Regions from separate parts of the Homo sapiens genome. Here region 1 is linked to region 2. A link is a loop called in an ENCODE intact Hi-C map of the cell type or tissue named here. Cell type or tissue: Calu3. All regions are shown on one strand. Each heading gives the region's core, and the rest is flanking DNA. Links, peaks and the distances in the headings are about the cores only.

The links. Hi-C counts contacts between places; a loop is a spot of excess contacts. Peaks named below come from ENCODE experiments on the same cell type or tissue, not always from the same donor. Only the 100,000 strongest peaks of a DNase experiment are listed, where the experiment ranks them.
Region 1: it touches region 2 in a loop (2.1-fold over the local background); 2 of 110 quality-filtered maps call a loop at or near these places.

What each region holds. Positions count from the first base shown.
Region 1 is chr7:114,869,623-114,881,516 of GRCh38, reverse strand. No RefSeq gene overlaps it. Among named protein-coding and RNA genes, the nearest start is that of MDFIC, 47 kb to the left of the region's middle. In Calu3, for the core only: no CTCF peak of the experiment used is centred there; no DNase peak of the experiment used is centred there.
Region 2 is chr7:114,974,681-114,982,680 of GRCh38, reverse strand. It overlaps MDFIC (MyoD family inhibitor domain containing), which reads right to left. Exons shown (of 5, transcript NM_001166345.3): 4 at 2,900-3,175. Among named protein-coding and RNA genes, the nearest start is that of MDFIC, 57 kb to the right of the region's middle. In Calu3, for the core only: no CTCF peak of the experiment used is centred there; a DNase peak (open chromatin) is centred at 3,100.

The DNA.
Region 1 (11,894 bases), core at 1,955-9,954, 100 kb after region 2:
AAGAATTAGTGAACTTGAAGAGAGGCTATTTGAAAATACACAGTCAGAGGAGACAAAATAAAAAGGAATTAAAAAAAGAAGCACACCTCAAGATCTCAAAAATAGACTAAAAGGGTAAATAGAAAAGTTATTGGATTTAAAAGAGAAGTAGAGAAAGAGATAAGAGTGGAAAGTATATTCAAACGGCTAATAAGAAATAACTTCCCAAACCTAGAGAAAGACATCAACATTCAAGTACAAGAAGGTTATAGAACAGCAAGTAGATTTAACCCAAAGAAGACTACATCAAGGCATTTATTAATCAAACTCCCAAAGATCAAGGATGAAGAAAGGATGCTAAAAGCAGCAAGAGAAAAGAAACAAGTAACATACAATGGAGCACCAGTATGTCTGGCAGCACACTTGTCAGTGGAAACTTTACAGGCCAGGAGAGAATGATAAGACATATTTAAAGTGCCAGGATAAAAAAACAAAACAAAACAAAACAAAAACAAAAAAAACAAAAAAAAAACCTTTTACCCTAGAATAGTTTATCTAGAGAAATCCATTAAGCATGAAGAAGAAATAAAGAACTTCCCAGATAAACAAAAGCTGAGGGATTTTATCAACACCAGAGCTGTCCTGCAAGAAATGCTAAAGGGAGTTCTTCAGTCTGAAAGAAAAGGATCTTAGTGAACAAGAAGAAATAATCTAAAGCTATAAAACTCACTGGTAATAGTAAGCACACAGAAAAACACAGAATAGTATAACAATGTAATTGTGGTGTGGAAACTTCTCTTGACTTAAGTTCAAAGGCTAAATGATGAACCAATCAAAAATAACAACTACAACAACTTTTCATGACATAGTACAATAAGACATCAAGAGAGATGAAAAAAGTTAAAAAGTGGGGTGGGGGCTGAGTTAAAGTGTAGAGTTTATATTAGTTTTCTTTTTGCATCTTTGTTTATGCAATCGGTGTTACCAGTTTAAAATAATGGATTATAAGATAGTATTTGCAAGCCTCATGGTGACCTCAAATTGAAAAATAAAGCAAGAAATTAAAGCCTACTACCAGAGAAAATCACCTTCACTAAAAGGAGGACAGGAAAGAAGGAAGAGAAGACTGCAAAACCACCAGAAAACAAATAACAAAATGACAGAAGTAAGTCACTACTTATCAAAAATAACATTGAATGTAAATGGACTAAACTCTCCAATTAAAAGACATGGAGTGGTTGAACGAATACAATAAAAAACAAGACCCAGTGATCTGTTGCCTACAAGAAACACACTTCACCTATAAAGATACATATAGACTGAAAATAATGAGTTGGAAGAAAATATTCCCTGTAAATGGAAACCAAAACAGAGCAGTAGTAGCTATACTTACATGAGACAAAATAGATTTTAAGACAAAAACTAAAAAAAGAGACAAAGAATGTCATTATATAATGATAACGGGGTCAATTCAGCAAGAAGATATAGCAATTTTAAATATATATGCACTCAACACTGGCACACCCAGATATATAAAGCAAATGTTATCTCTCCTAAACAGGGAGATAGACACCAATACAATAATAGCTGGATACTTCAACACCCCACTTTCAGCATTGGACAGATCTCTCAGACAGAAAATCAACAAAGAAACATTAGACTTAATCTGTACTAAAGAACAGATGGACTTAATAGATGTTTATAGAACATCTCGTCCAATGACTGCAGAATATGCATTTTTCTCCTCAGCACATGGTTCATTCTCAAGAATAAAGCATATGTTAGGTCACCAAATGAGTCTTAAAATATTCAAAATAGTTGAAATAATACCAAACATCTTTTCTGACCACAATAGACTAAAACTGCAAGTCCATAACAAGAAGAATTTTGGAAACCATAAAAACACATGGAAATTAAACAATATGTTCCTGAGTGACTAATGGGTCAAGGAAAAAATAAAGAAGGACATTGAAAAATTTCTTGAAAAAAATGATAATGAGAACACAATATATGAAAACCTGTTGGATACAGGGAAAACAGTACTAAGAGGGAAATGTATAGCTGTAAGTGCTTACATCAAAAAAGAAGAAAAGCTTCTAATAAATAATCTAATGATGCATCTTAAAGAAATAGGAAAGCAAGAGCAAACCAAACTGAAAATTAGTAGGAGAAAATAAACAATAAAGATCAAAGCAGAAATAAATGAATTTGAAATGAAGAAAACAATACAAAAGATCAACGAAACAAAAAGTTGGTTTTTTTAAAAGATAAACAAAATTGACACACCTTTATCTAGACTAAGAAAAAAGGAGAGAAGACCCAAATAATTAAAATCAGAGATAAAAAAGGAGACATTACAACTGATACTGCAGAAATTCAAAGGATCATTAGTGGCAACTATGAGCAACTATATGCCAATAAACTGGAAAATTTTTTTAAATGGATAAATTCCTAGACATATAAAACCTACCAAGACTAAACCTTGAAGAAATACAAAACCTCAACAGACCAGTAACAATTAATGAGATTGAAGCTGTAATAAAAAGTTGACTAGTAGAGAAAAGCCTGGGACCCAATGGATTCACTGCTGAATTCTACCAAACATTTAAAGAACTATTACTAATCATACTCAACTGTTCTGAAAAATAGAGGGTGAGGGAATACTTCCAAACTCATTCTACAAGGCCAGTGTTACCCTGATATCAAAACCATACAAAGGCACATCAAAAAATAAAACTACAGGCCAATATCTCTGATGAATATTGATGCAAAAATCCTCAATAAAATACTAGCAAACGAAATTCAACAATACATTAAAAAGATCTTTCATCGTAACCAACTTAGATTTATTCCAGGGATGCAAGGACGGTTCATCATATGCAAATCAATCAATGTGATACATCATATCAACAGAATTAAGTACAAAAACTATATGATTATTTCAATTGATGCTGGAAACACATTTGATAAAGGTCACCATCCCTTCATGATAAACATCCTAAAAAAAATGGGTATAGAAGGAACATACATCAACAAAATGAAAGCCATATATGACAGACCCACCTCTAGTATCATAGTGAATGGGGAAAAACTGAAAGCCTTTCCTCTAAGATTGGGAACATAGCAAGGATACCCACTGTCACCACTGTTATTCAACATAGTACTGGAAGTCTTAGCTAGAGCAATCAGACAAGAGAAGAAATAAAGGGCATCCAAATTGAAAAGGAAGAAGTTAAATTATCCTTGTTTGCAGATGATATGATCTTATATTTGGAGAAACCTAAAGACTCCACTAAAAAGTTATTAAAACTGATAAACAACATTAGTAAAGTTGCAGAATACAAAATCACCTAATGAAAATCAGTAGCATTTCCGTATGCCAACAGTGAACGCTGAAAAACAAATCAGAAAAGTAATCCCATTTACAATAGCCACAAATTAAATTAAATACCTAGGAATTAACTGAAGAAGTGAAAGATATTCACAATGAAAACTATAAAACACTGATGAAAGAATTTGAAGAGAACACAATAAAATGGAAGATATTTCTTGTTTATAGATTGGAAGAATCAATATTGTTAAAATGTCCATACTACTCAATCTACAGATTTGATGCAATCTCTATCAAAATACCAATGACATTCTTCACAGAAAGAGAAGAAAGCAATCCTAAAATTTATATGGATCACATAAGACCTAAAAGAGCCAAAGCTATTCTAAGCAAAAAGAACAAAACTGGAGGAATCACGTTACCTGACTGCAAATTGTACTACAAAGCTATTGTAACACAAACAGCATGGTACTGGCATAAAAACAGACACATAGACCAATGGAACAGAACACAACCCAAAAACAAATCCATACACCTACAGTGAATTTATTTTTGACAAAGATGACAAGAACATACACTACAGAAAAGACAGTCTTTTCAACAAATGGGGCTGGGAAAACTTAATAGGCATGTGCAGAAGAAGGAAACTTGACCTTTATCTCTCACCTTATACAAAAATCAAATCAAAATGAGTTAGATACTTAATCTATGATCTCAAACTATGAAACTACTTCAAGAAAACATTGAAGGAACTCTCCAGGACATTGGTCTGGGCAAAAATTTCTTGAGTAATACCCCATTAGCACATGCAACCAAAGGAAAATGGACAAATGAAATGATATCAATTTGAAAAGCTTCTGCACAGTGGAGGAAACAATCAACAAAGTGAAGAGACAACCCATAGAATGGAAGAAAATATTTGCGAACTACCCATGTGACAAAAGGTTAATAACCAGAAAATAACCAGCTCAAACAACTCTATAGAAAAAAATCTAATAATCTGATTTAAATATGGGAAAAAGATTTGAATAGACATTCCTCAAAGAAAGACATACAAATGGCAAATAGGCATATGGAAAGGTACTCACCATGAATGATCATCAGAGAAATGCAAATCAAAACTGCAATGAAATGTCATCTCACCCTAATCAAAATAACTTTATCCTAAAGACAGGCAATAACAAATGGTGGTGAGGATTTAGAGAAAAATGATTTCTTGTACACTGTTGGTGTGAATGTAAATTAGTACAACCACTATGGAAAACAGTTTGTAGGTTCCTCAGAAAACTAAAAATAAAGCTACCATATGATCCAGCAATCCCAGTGTTGGGTGTATACCCCCCAAAAAATCAGTATATCGAAGAGATATCTGCTCTCCCATGTTTGTTGCAGCACTGATCACAATAGCCAAGATTTGGAAGCAACCTAAGTGTCCATCAGCAGATGAATAGATAAATAAAATGTGGTACTTATACACAATGGAGTACTATCCAGAATCTCATTCTAAAAAAGAATGGATTCTGTCATTTGCAACAACATGGATGTAACTGGAGGTCGTTATGTTAAGTGAAATAATCCAGGCACTGAAAGACAAACTTGGCATGTTTTCACTTATATATGGGATCTGAAAATCAAAACAATTGAACTCATGGAAATAGAGAATAGAAGGATGGTTACCAAAGACTGGGAAAGGTAGTGGGGGAAGCAGGGTGAGGGAGTGGGAATGGTTAGTGAGTACAAAAAAATAGGTAGAATGAATAAGACCTAGTATTTGATAGGACAACAGGGAAACTATATTCAATAATAATTTAATTGTGCATTTTAAAATAACTGAAAGAGTATAATTGGATTGTTTGTAAAACAAAGGATAAATGCTTGAGGGAATGGATACCCAATTTTCCATGATGCAATTTTCCATTTTTGCATTGCATACCTGTACCAGAATATCTCATGTACCCCATAAATATATACACCTATGAACCCACAAAAAATTAAAAAAGTAAAAAATGAAACTCATTTAAGATCACTAATGAGTCTCTCAAGTACAAGTATTGATGAAGATCCAACTCATAATGTACAAACGCTTTTCTAATAATGACATAAATAGAATACGTTTTTTAAAAGCCAATAATTCCATAGAATTCAGTCATTTTAATAAAATTGGATGTTTGAATACCTACTACACCCAAAATTTGTGTTGAAATATTTTATAGTACTGTCTCCTCATGTCCAGATGCCTCCAGTTGCACTAGTGTACAGTGCAGTGTTAGTGAAAGATAACGCTGAGATGTTAACGCATGTATTTTTCATCCAGATGTTTTAATTGCACACAGACACCATTGCTGACTATTAGCACTGATGACTGAAGAAAGGCATTGCTTTTCAGTGTGAAGGTCAATTTTAGATTTTTAAAATATCTTTTCATTTTCGTCTCATTTCATTTTATTCTGTGTTATTTTATGACAAGAAAATGAAACAAAAGGAAAGGGAAGTTTACACACATTTTATTTTAAGTTACAGTTTATATGAGCATCAAACATGAGTGTTTTATTTAATTCTTTGGGTTGATACTTTTCTGGTTTCCTGAAATATAATACCCATTAATCCCTGTTTGCAGACACCTTGAAATATTTATTGAATAATACAATACAGATTCTAAAACATAATCTTCTTTTATGAATACTGGCACATTTTCACCCAGCTCTGTGGAAGATTTAAGAAAAATGGCAGGGCAAGATCAGACATTGTTTACATCTCACCTCCAGCAAGATATAACTTTACTCTTGGCTGACCTTTAAGTAAAAGCAATGGTTATGTAACCAAGTAAGCTAAAAACTAAACAGGAAAAGACAAGCAAGGGGTCACAGAGCTGGGAATGAACTACAAACTTACTCTATTTGTTAAACTTAGATTTTTATCATGTTGCTCAAAGAAACACTAAAGTTTTCCAAATGGGAAAATATGACCAATATTTTATTTTTGCTATCTGAATGTATACATAAATATTTCAGTATTTAAGTTACTTATAAGTCCACTATAAAATGTTTTGCAGTATTTTGTAATGTCAAGCAGTATTACCCATTGTCAAAATACAATTTTTGAACAAATTGCATTCTATCTTTATATAAAATTGGTTATAATTGAAGCCCATGCTACATTGTTCCTGAAGCATACATTCTCAGGTTGTTTTGAAATTAAACAGGTTTATCATTCAGAAGTTTTAAGTCCAGCCTTATCAAGGGGCATAAGAATTACTTCTTAAACCCTTTTTCCAACTTCATTATTTCCAGCATATAAATCAAGATAATAATAGCTATATCATATGTTCAATAGGAAAAAAAATATTGCCTATGAGAAAAAGATAAAATAAAAGGAGTGATACAACCTAGAAATATGCTAAGGTTTGAAACATCTTGTTTTCAGTAACATAAAAAATATTTTAGCAAATTAAGTCTTATTTTGATGTCCCCATAGTAAGTATCTTTAAGTGTTTGACAGAATTTAGTAGTCATTTAGTATATTTTTATTTTTATATGTAATTGAATCTTTAATATGAGTATTTTCTAGCATAATTTAAACAATGAGGCTGTAACATAAGTTGCTACTAAGGGGATATGAAAAGAAAGCTGGAGAACAAGAGAAAAAATGCACTGAAAATGTATGAACTGAGTAATGTTGGGTGTTGGTGGTGTATATTAGAAGATGAACAGGACACAGATTGCTTACAATCTGGTGGGGAGATACAGACATAACGTAAACAATTAAAATACAGTGGACAAGTAGTAAAAGTGGGGAAATCATATCCAAGTATCTAGCAGCAGGGATACCTAAGTGAGTTCTGGTAGAGGAAAGGGTCACTGGGCAAGATTTCTTATCTAAAAAGGAAGGACAATGAGTCAATAGAAATACAAAATCCATTGTAAAAATAAAGACAGCTTCCTACAACTAAAGCAATGGATTATTCAGAAGGGGAATGGTGAGGCTAAAGAAGGAAGCAAACCTGGAAGAAATCTTAGCCATGTTAAATAGTTTAAATTTCTTCTAAAAGAATAAAAAATAAAGTAGACCAACAACCACCCCAAAGGGTTTTAAATGGGCATTTAAAAAGGTTTGTATTACATTTTGGGATGGTCTTTCCGGTTACATTTGGAGAATGAGTGGAAATAGCATAAGACCACAAAATCCAGGAGAAGAATTGGGTTCGGAGCCTATGATGTTAATTCAGGGGAGTGGTTACAATAACACTGGGGGAGAAGGGGAGCAGATAGACTTAGGGGCTATTTAGGAGATAGCGTATTAAAATGCTCATTGAGGAAAAACAAGATGGTCATGGCATTCACTGAAATATGAATATGGAAAGAGGACTACGTATAAGGAGGGATAATGATATAGTTTTATACATACTGACCTCTTAAAAAGCCTGGATGTGGATGACAGATAAGCAATTGGATACATAAGGAAGCATTATGGAGTCTTGATATATACATGAGATTTTTTAAAATTGCTATCTTTCACATAAATACATATGCAACTCAATAAACACCACCATCTAAATACATTACATATCATGCTTTTCCTAAAGTAATAATATTCTAATTAGGAAGGCAGATAATGATGTGACCAGAATACCCTTTTGGGAGAGGGAATTGGAAGAGTATCAATGAAATTTAAACATTTTAAAAAAGGAATATAATAACATTAGACTGAGAATGAGAAATCTAATGGGGCTACATACAGAATGTATCCTTCATTAAAGACACAAAATGTGGCTGCTGTTTTGCTGTTGCTCTGTTGTGTGTGTGTGTGTGTGTGTGTGTGTGTGTGTGTGTGTGTGTGTGTGTAGTCAGTGGTCCTAATAAGATCTCTCAGCTTTTACAGTGTTATAAGGCAATTTTTATGAAAAACCAGATATAACTATCTATTTCCCATGGAGGAAAGATCCATAAATTACAGCTGAGGTTATTTGTCAGTTATGTAGTTTAAAAATTCTTTGGCAGATAGGATTAAAGTGTGAGAATTGATCCTGAACTCCAGCTGAGGGGCCTGAGAAATTATAGAGATAATATGTTCAGTACAACATCTCCTGCTGCCCAATTTAAAGGTGCTGGGTAGGAGGTCAGTGGAAAGGGAAGGCAGTTGGATGGCACTATTTGAAATATTTTAAATAAATGTTTTGTAAGAGACTAAAGTATTATGTAAAGGAATGAAAATTTTTTTCTAAGCAGAATCTTTATCCAATCATTTGATTTATGAATGAGAGATTTCACTTAGAGTCTTGGGGCTTCCAGTCAATCCAGTCTTCAGCTGAGCATTCTCTTCCATGGTATAGTTTTTAATGCCTTGTCTATTTAAAAAAATGACTAATAAGAAAGGTTGTATTTTTTTCCTACAATTTTCTCAGCAAAATCTTCTGTGATCTAATAATTCTCACATAGAGAAAACTGTTTACAACTTTCTGCAGGGATAGCTAATCTTTTTATGTCATAGTCACTGCTCAGAAGCAGTCCTAAACCTCTTACGGATCCTAACAATGTTATACCATAAATTGGCTAGCTGAAGAAAAGCAAGATAAAATGTATGGTATCTCTAGATTTTTTTTTTTTTTGGAACAGCCAGGTATCCAGGAATCAAATGATTAACTACATACAAAAGCTGGAGTTGCATGATTGATTTGTTCCAGAAAGAATTTAGGTATTTACAAATGTGCATATGGTGTAGCAAAATAAAAATAATTTCAAACTTACAGGAAAAATGAGAGAAAAAGAACATAAAGCAGGAAAGGAAGGAGATGCCAGAAATAAGGGCAAGACACAGATTCATGACGTGGAGTCCACTTGTTAGAGGTGAACTCAAAATGTTCTCTAAGCTTGTAACATCAAGGGAAATCATATTTAATGATGTGGTTGACAGTATCCACCAGGAAAAAATGAAGCACTAGTGCAGAAGTCCGTCAAATTTTGATTTGCAATCTGAGAGGAAGAGAGGGGAATCTTTATTTTAAAATGAACAGCAAGTTCCCATCATTACAGGAGACATAGCGAGGAGCTTCCACCATTGTATCTAATGATGTCCCTCTTCAAGGCAGATGGCATAATGTAAGAGGAATCTCAAGAGTGAGAGAGAATTGGGTTTCAAATTACCAATATAACTCTTAGCCAGTAAAGATTGATAGCCCCAAGATCACTATAGTTTGTTACTTATTGAAAAACAGAAGGTAATAAAATAAACAGTATGGTATGCAAAGCTTTAATGTTGTGCTTAACAAGCAGGAGTGGCCAAAGTTACAAAAGGTCTTGGATATTAAACTGTGACGGAGTGGAAAGAGCACTGGACTGGGAGTCAAAGCCTGAGTTTGAGTTCCAGCTCAGCTAACTTTTAACAGTACAATTTTGCTGGGCAGGTTACAGATGATCCTATGGAGGCTCAGATTCACATTTGTAAAAAGGGGTCGGTAATAGCAATTTGGAAGGTTTATGTAAAGATCAGGCAAATTATTTTGCATAAAAGTTGTTTCTCTGCATTATCTGAAATAAACTTTTCTTTATATTATCTGAAAAATCCTTTAAATATGTAGTTGGAAGATGTTTTCAAGTATACTGAAAATTGTTTCAAACCTACCCCAAATGATAACTTATCTTTATGTGACTTTATAAATAGCTATATGAAGAAAGCCCTTTTGAAATATATTTTAATTATTATTAATAATACCTGCAATTATTTGAGATCCCAGAATGTGAAAATTAATCTATTAATTACTTGACATGTTTCATCTTATGTAACTAATACAATATTTATGAATCAAGTCTTATTCATCTACCCATTTTACAAGTTGTGAAATTAAAGAGGTGAAGTTACTGAGCAGGGGTTAGATGTGAAGTTTGTCCAGAAAGAGGACAAAATTAAGAGAAATTCTATGCTGAAGGAAAAGAAGATAAGTACTTAAATATAGAAATTATCTGTTGCACAATAAGATTGGGCGCTTTTAAGGTATAAAGTTACATTAAATGGTTATTGGTACTTGTTGATACCAGGTGTGAAATTCCTTTACAAGAACATATTTAAAGGCCAATTTTAGAAACCATGTTTGGTATTTGGTAAAAGTTTTCAGATAATTCACAGAACATTCCAATCCTTAGTCTTCAAAACCCAGGAGCCCAGGGCATTCATCTGTAATGTCCACCACTGATAGAGCCAGGCACCACTGGGAGCTTGTACCAGGGCCCTCCAAAGGCTACCTCACAATTCAACAGTGATGATACCCATGCTCACCTCTTACATAGTCATTTATTTTTTGCTACATATATTTTGAGAATAATCTTTTTTTTCTTTCAAACCAGAAAGACTGTTTTTAAATCATCCCAAATGAAAACTCGTTTTTATGTAAAATCACAACTGGTTGTTAGAATGAGCACCATTTGCTTTCTTCATTTTTGGGGCAAATTTTGGTCCAAGCAAAGAGACCCATGGAAATAAAGATCTACTTTGCTTTCAGTCCAGAGATTCTGAAAATCCAAAGAAACAGCAAAATCGGGTGTTGAATAATAAAAAGCACTAAAGGAATGTAAGAATTATTATTTTACCTTGAATAGCAAGATTTTCTATGAAACTATAACAGGCCAAATTAAATGCATATTATGTTTTATATAAATATAAATGAAATAAAATAAATATATAAACAAATGTATAAAATATAAATACTTTATAATAAATATTAAGAATAGCATTGAAACATATATCAACAATAATTTAATGATTTTTATTGATTCATTATCTTTAAATGTCTGAGGAATATTAATTTGTTTATAAGTTACGACTTGTATAAAAGCCATTTGCACAGGAGGTTGGTTCTGTTCTGTTCCCATCATCACCCAGCTACCTTTATTTGCTAGAAGAAATCCGTCATTTATTGCTAGGAGCTGAGAATCAAAACAGAAAGAATGTTCAGACCCTAGAGACTTAATATCTAATTGCAGCAACAGTATGGATGTTTAAAAGAGAAGGAAGAATAAATAACAATACAATTTTGCATGTCCTAAATTCCAAATGGAAGATTATCTGTCTTTCTAATTCTGAGGTCATATCAGCCAGCTCTGTGTTGATTTCTAAAGGATTCCAAGAGAAAACTAACATTATTTAAATATGCAGATAATTAGTAGAATAGAATTTCAGAGGATGGAACAATAGTGATGTACCTTTTGAAGGCCTCAGATTTCAAATTGCTTGCTCTTCCCTTGCTTCTCAATGAGGGAGAAATAGAATGGTTTCCATAATAATTTATAAGTTCCATTATTTGGGGTTCATTCAAATAAGGTTTTGCTATAATAAGAAAATGATAATTAGATTAAAGAGGTTTGATTTTGAATTCAATGACATTTTTACCACCCAAGACAAAGAAGGGTGAGTTATCTGACTACCTGAATCAACATTCATGTCTTTTTACTGGCAGGAAGATTTGGCCTAAATCAATTCCCTATTTCACTTTGAAAAATGAGAGAGGGGGGTAGAGATAACTTTAGTTATGTTCTATGTGTAAAACTATTAACAGAAGTCTCTGATTGAGTAGATTAAAAAATACAAAAATATC
Region 2 (8,000 bases), core at 1-8,000:
CTCTGTCACCCAGGCTGGAATATAGTGGCACAATCATAGCTCACTGTAACCTCAAACTCCTGGGCTCAGATGGTCCTCCCACCTCAGCCTCCTGAGTAGTTAAGACTACAGGTGCATGCCACTGTGCCCAGGTAGATTTTTTTTTTTCTTTTTTGTAGAGATGAGATCTTGCTATGTAGCCCAGGCTGGTCTTGAACTCCTGGTCTCAAGCGATCCTCCCCAGTGGCCCTCTCAAACTGCTGGGATTATAGATATGAGCCAACCTGACCAAACTTTAGTCTCAGGTATTTTGTTATAGCAGCACAAATAGACTAAGACACCTAGCCACTAAATCTCCCCATTCTTATTGCTTTATAAAAAAATCATTTCCATCCATTTTTATTTGCACAATAAATCATGCTGCCTATTCAAGGCCTACTGTTCTGACATATGGGCCTCCTGAAATTCAGGTGCTATTTCTGTTCACCACAACTGTTTCTGCCCCTGCCCCATTCTGCACATCAGGTTTTAGGTGTTTCCTCAACAAGAGATCACATATTCTATAGAGCAAGAGATCTATCCTGAGAGTCAAGCAGGTGCTGTAAAAAGAGACTCACAGAATCTTGGAACCGAACTTAATTTTTAAAATTATCTAATCCAAACCCTTCATTCCACAGAAAAAGCAGGCCCATAGAAACTCAAGTACCCCAGCAAGCTGGTGGCAGAATTGAGAATGTTTTTCCTTTTAATTTGCCATCTACCAGTTCAACGGATTTTTTGTTTTGTTTTGGTTTTGGTTTTTATTACAGTACATTGCCAGAGAATAAACATAACTTCAAAACTGAAAGTCAGAAGAAACACAAAATTTTAGGGCACAACCTTAAATACTAACAAATCATGAAGATATCGAACTTTGAGAAAAATATGGACAATCAAATTTTAATCTAGATTCAAGCAATCACAATAAAACAAACCTACAATTGTCTAAATTCTATAGTCTTACAATGAAGATATGGATAAGACTTTGCAAAATGTGTTTATACATTTAAATTTGTATTTTATGCTCCTCATGTCTCCAACCCAATCTGGAACATATTTTGTGATAAAAGCAGATTACACAGATTACAAGGGACTTCCCTTATCCAGAGCTCTGTGGTAGGCCATAAGTGTGAATGTGAGCATGAGAGAAGAGAAAGAAAAAGTAAAAGAGGGAGGGAAGGGGGAGAATAAAGGAGAAGGGAGAGAAAGAGGAAGAGTAAAACTGTATCTCATTCATATACCGGTGATTTTCTTCCTCCTTCGTATGTTACTTATGAAGCTGCATTCCTACATTACAAATAAATTCAGACATGGTATTAAAGGCAAGCAATAATAAAAAAATTTATAAACATTCCATAAGCTATTTCAAGTTAGGACTGATATGCGAATGTTACCATTCTTTAATACAAAAATAAGTAAATATCAAATGGAAAATAAGAGGTTAGGGACGTAATAAGTGAATTCAAATGTATAAAACAAGTACATTTCAATTGCATTCAATTATTTCACCCGATCACCTAGAAGCGAAGATCCTCTAAAGAAAATTGCATTGCTTTCCCAACTCCTTGGAGAGCCAGTTTAGTTAACAGCCTACCTATGCTTCAGAGATGACCATGCAGCTTACATGTCAAACTCATTTTAAAGTGTCAATCAAGTCCCTTTCAATCTAATTAGTTTGGAAAGTAGTGTCACTGACCTGGAACTATGCAGACCATTTATTATCATATCATTTGATCAACCTAACACTTTATCTCAGTTGAGTTTGAGACACCTGTAGCCAAAATGCAATATCCTTTCTCCCACTCATTACTGGTAATTCTCAATACAATTTCCTATTTACAACTCAATTTGTCTCTATGAATAAGCATGACCAACTTCACAGAGGCATTCCACAAAATTTCTCTTACTTAAGATTTCATAGCAAAATAGAAAGGAAAGGGGAATAAGGAGAAATATATGTATATCAGATACATATAACAGATTCAAGACTTTAGACATCCAATAACTGCTAAAAGGGGAAAGGAGGAAAACCAGAGAACCATGGATACATGGAAAGAAATTTGGATCCTTAAATATGGGAGATTTTTATTTTTGAAATATAATACAATGAATCATGTAAAGGGAGTCTGTTTTAATTGTCACCATGTGCAATTTGATTAATAAAGAACTTTCTCAGGTTCATAGTATTTAACCTGCTTTTAACCCAGCCAAGGGCAGGATGAGATAGAACTGAAGAGGTAATAACTAGTTCTCCAGGGGACAGAGAACACAGCCAAGTGTCTCTAAAGGAGGAGGTGAAGACCAGACCACAGTGAGGCTGAAATGGGATGGGAGTGGAGATGGTTGCAGGTGCTGGCCAACGTGGCGGCTGGAAGATGCTGGTCAGTCAAGCAACAGAAATCACCTGGCCTATTCCCTGGCAAGAGCATGAAAATTACCTAATCTTTCTCTCATTTTAGCTTTGTCTATTTAAGAACCGATTTGCAAGACAAAAATACAAGCAGGTAATCTTATCTCTGAACTATAGAATAACATATTGCATCAGGGAGGGATAAAAATACACACACACACTCATGTATGCCATCAAAATGTTGTATTTATATTTTTAAATGTGGCATTAAAAAAAGAAGTATAGCAGTTATATTTAAAGTAATGACTATTCACTCTAGAAGACGATTATCTAAAAGCAGGATGTCAGCTGCCACTGCTTCCTTTTCTATCTTGTGCTTTCCTTTGGGAAAGTTAATCTGCATTTTACCAAAATTCCTGTTTGTCTGAAGGATAAGCAAGATTCTTCAATTATATATGCTTGATCAAATAATTACCAGGAAATATTATTTTACATCTGGTCAAATAAAATCTACATATATCTCAAACTTACCTTCAGGTGAAGAGCCTGTCTTTTGGGAAAAGACAGCATTTACTTTGCTCTTCTTACTGATATCGCTGTTTACAGACAAGCTGGACTGAATTTTTCTATGCATTTTTTGAGAAACAGGTGCTGAAAGTTTGCGATTATCTGCGGATCCGTGTTTGGCCCCGTGGTGAATTCCATTTCCATTGCTCAGACCTGTGTGGCCGTTCTTTATCTTGCCTATTTCCTCACCACTTGGCACCTGGGCTGAAGTCTGAAGCTGAGGCAAGCGCTGAGGTTGGGCTAAATTAAAAACAGGAAAAAGTCAGCCAGTTAAAGAAAAAGAAATTAATATTTTAAAATAATGAAAATACATTCAGTAACAGAGATTTGGGGTTTTACCCATAATACTAACACTGAAGAGGCAACAAAGAAAAGAAAGAAAAATACTAACATAGACATAGAGAAAGTATAATTTACTAAAATGGAAAATGGGAACGGGGTCATCAAAAGTGGGTTTGTACAAGGATATAAAAAGTAGACCATAGAAATACTGTTTTGGGCGGTTTTAAAGAAAATTTAAGTTAGAAATCTGAAAAGGTAATTTAAGACTCATTCAGAGAATGTTGATTATTTTCTATATGCTGAGCCCTCTTTGTGCATAGACACAACAGTGTTATCTCAATACTACTACTAATAACAAACTACTCAATTGTCTTTTCAAATAAAAGGAAAGAAATGATAAGTTCTGGTATTCAAAGCCAGACAATACAAAGAAAAATACAGTGTTTTTAAAAAAAATCCCATTGTGAATCCTGCAGAAGAAAATCTTTTCTATATTTATTCTTTAATTTGATTTTTAAATAAACAAGTTATGAAAAATTAGGAATACAAGATAATTTCTTTAATAAAACATATCTACCAAAATTAAATGTCAGGACTTTAGAAGTATGTCAAATGCCCACCCTTACGTGACTTATGCAATATTGTGCAGGAGATCATAGTACAAGCAATAAACAAGACAAAGAAATTTAATAGGTCTGACTTCTAGACAGGAATGAACAAAATTTTTGAGATGTGCACAGATTTGGATGTTCTGGGGAACATTCAAATATATAGTATATATATAATCTAAGTTTAAGACTATAAAAACTGAAAGTCTAAAAATGTAGCAAGATTGATACACAACCATATAAAATCAACAATGCTCCTGTAAGCAAAGAGTATAACCGATTAACAAATAAACAAGAAAAATAACTCTTCACAATAGCAAAAAAAGAAAGAACAAGCCAACAAACAAACAAAAGATGCTATACGTATTTTGGAATTAAACTAGAAAAAAATGGGCAGAGGTTTTATGGCAAAAATTACAAAACACTACTGAAAGTCATAGAAAAAACCCAAATAAGTGGAGAGAGTATAAATATGTTAATTATGTTAATTCTCTCCGATTTATTATTTAATGCCATTTCCATAACATTTCCAACAGGCTTGTTTATGGAACTTGACAAGCTGATCCAAAAATGTATATGGAAGAGTAATCAAGAAAGACCAAGGAAATTTTTAGAAGAAAAAGAGGGTTGTAGGATTTGATGTATGAGATATTTCTATCACAGCACCTAAAGCAGTACAGCATTGGACCAGGCATAGACATACAAGCCAATGAAGCTTATGAAATTATTGAGCCCCAAATATGGGACTCATATATTAATATAAGGTAGACATGCACACACCTACATATTTGGGTACAATATAAATAATATGCATAATTATTTTATTATACCAATTAATATAATAATATTAATATAAATATTAATGGTTATATCAATATAATCTAATATAATTATGTTGATTATGTAATTATTATATAATACATATATAATATTTATGTGATATATAAAATATATAAATAAAATATAATTAATTATATAAATGTTAATATTTATACAATTAATATTTGGGTATAGTATACTTAATATAATTAGTACATGTAAATTCCAAATGTATTAAATGCCTATATATAAAAAACAAAACTTTTTATTTAAAGTGTAAATAGAGGAGACTGTTTTAATAGCATAAGCACAAACAAATATGATTTTTTAGACAATGAATCATAAAACAAATGTGAATATTCACCTGTTGTGTTGTGTTGTCCAGCATTCTGGTCACACTCATGGAGTTAGGTAAATTCCTCTACGACATCCCTAGGCTACTCTGGAGCTAGAGGACAAGGATGTGACCTAAGTTCTGCCAGAAGAGAAGTATGGCTTGCATTTGGAAGTGATCAATGCAAGCTGTTAGCCACACCAGGGTGGTGGAGCCTCTCAACACAGGGAGTGAAGAGGTATTTGTTGATTTTAGCAGTGAGGGACAACTTATGGTGTCCCTCACCTCCTAGCAAAACAGTGGCCCAGTGCTACAGCAGTGGGGTTTTCAACAGAACAGCCCTACTGAATGGATGGACATGATCCTTGTCTGTATAACTCTGGGAGCATCTATGTGCTGCTAATAAATTTATTTTCTATTTAAATTAGCCAAGATATTTGCAGCTAAAAGCCTTGATGCCCCCCAAAAGTTATCTGTTTACATCGATTAAGTATTAAAATCATCATTATCTTCATTATATACATTTTAAGCAAAGCTATATATCACAGCTTTTCAGCAAAATCACCAGCAACAACAAAAAACATTCATTGTGAAAATTTTACTGTGCTATACTTTCCTGGAATTTCAAAATCTAAAACTTACTGTTTTAATTAGTCTTTTTTTCTGTTCGCGATTATAAGCAATTATGAAATGTAAATTACATAAGACTATGAAGAACTCTTCCACTTGGAAAAGTATTACATTTAAGGTTGTAACAGTTATACGTGGGGTTGATAAATGTGCTAAAGAGGACTTATTATCTTTGGTGACTACGTAAGACTTGAAGCATTTTTCAGAAAAAAAAAAGACAGTTTGCATCTGAGTAAGTCTTTAGTAAGCCATTGTTTACTTCAGTTCTTGTTCATACATCCTATGTATTGTGAAGAAAAACATCTTAACATATCAAAATATTCTACTCATTTATTAGCATATTTTAAGAAAAATGATGGATTTTTTACTTAAATGTACACTTTCACACCAAGTCTATTAGCATTAATATCTGATTTATAAAAACTAATATAGAACATCCTGTTACCGTTTTTCAGTTCTTTAGTGATAAAGAGGAATAATAGTCTAAAAGTAAACATCTGTTTAGCAGTTATATATGCCCTTTTCATAACTAAAATCTACAAAGCCTCTGTAAAAGGAGATCTATTTCTACGGGTGTGCAATGGTTTGATTTAGAGATGAATTTGCTGCTTCTGTAACTTCTTGTATCAACTAGAATGACATTCTAATGACCGCTATTGAACATAAAGCTAGTTATGCATACATATTTAAAAAGATGCCAAAAAAGACAGTTAAACCTAATTTGGTTTTTCCTCTGGAAAGCCACTTTTTCCTCTGGAAAGAATAATTCAAGCAATCTGAGAGCTTGATTGAGTTGAAATGTCATTGACCAAAGCTGGGGAGACTCCTTGTCAATCAAAAATGTCTTGTCATATTTCATAATTCAAAATAAATTTAGAATTACTATGTAATAAATATTTTTAGTAAATAAAAATAAGAGTGGTAAAAGACACTTGTATCCTGGCTACCAAATTCTAAAACTGACATATTTGACCTTTTTCTGCTATCAAAATTGACTATTTGCAAATTACTAGGTATGGCTGGAGTGATATTCTCACGCATCCTTAATGGTTTATCTACATTTCAATCTTTAAAATGATATCCATTTCTGTTGGCAGATAAATAATAGTACATTATTTTTGTTTCACTGTCACCTAATTATTTTCACTATAGTTTGGATTATGATCAGATAACCAAGTATTATCCCTTTACTCTAGTTTTTTTAACATTAAAATATTTATTAGTTGAATGATTTTGCCAGATGTGTGTATTACGTAAGTCAAATCAAAACTGGATAAGCCTTAAATACATTAGCTATCTCAACAGAAATTAAATTTAACTTTATTGTTAATTATTTATGGGTATGACTTGAATCTTATGGTAAAATTAGAGTTAAAACCAAGTAGGAAACATGATTTTATTTTCAAATGAAGAACAAAAACACCTGACGGATTAAACCACAACAACTTGGCTTTAAACAGATTTCCTTCCTTATTGTGTCAAAGTTGTGTATGGCTTTAAAAAAAAAAAAAGCATGCTAATATGGAAACGACACAATGCTTCTTAAAACACAAGTGATGCCTAGGGACCCTCACTCTCCCTTTAATGATCCACTGCTCTCATTCAGCTGTCTTTCTTTTTTCAAATCTTTACATATGTGACAGCTCTCAAAAGTAGACCATAGACCATCTGGCATTTTTCAGAGGTGTAACTTGTGCAAATTCAGCTCTATTGGGAGTGCACTGCTATCTTCTGCCTGCGTTATAAAGGGACAATAGAATGTAGAACTTATGAGTTGTTTTGAATTATTCATTTTTTTGCCTGTATGTTCACGAAATTTTACAAACTCTGCATTTTGTACTACATAATCACATGCGTTAAAGGTACAAAGAAACTTTTTGACACCTCTTTTCTAAAGAAAGCTGGCATTTTGTTTGATATGTGAACATTCAGCATCTGTTATATCATTCTAAACAGGATAGGTGCTTCTACAAAAGACCCCATTTTAAATTTACTCCATAATACTAGCAAAAAAAAAGTATTCTTGATATTCAGTAATGAATGCAATACACATCAAAATTTCAAATACCACTTATAAGAACATTCAGCATCTTCAAACCTGGATAGCATTGGTCACCGGCTTAGCATATGTGTAAAGATTAAAAAAAAAAAACATTGCTGACACAATACAGCATGATTGTAATTTTAATATCCATGATGAATAGTTACAAATGACTTAAGAAATACTGCACTTTCTAGGTTCAAATGTTTTCAATCAGGAAGGAAACCAATAGAATTAGGTCTAGCGATTTTCAATAAGAATAATAAATATGGGAGTAAATGAGTCAATAGCATGAACTTCTTTTGACAATTTTTTTAAAAAACTGGTGATATTGTAGCTAGTAATAACTAT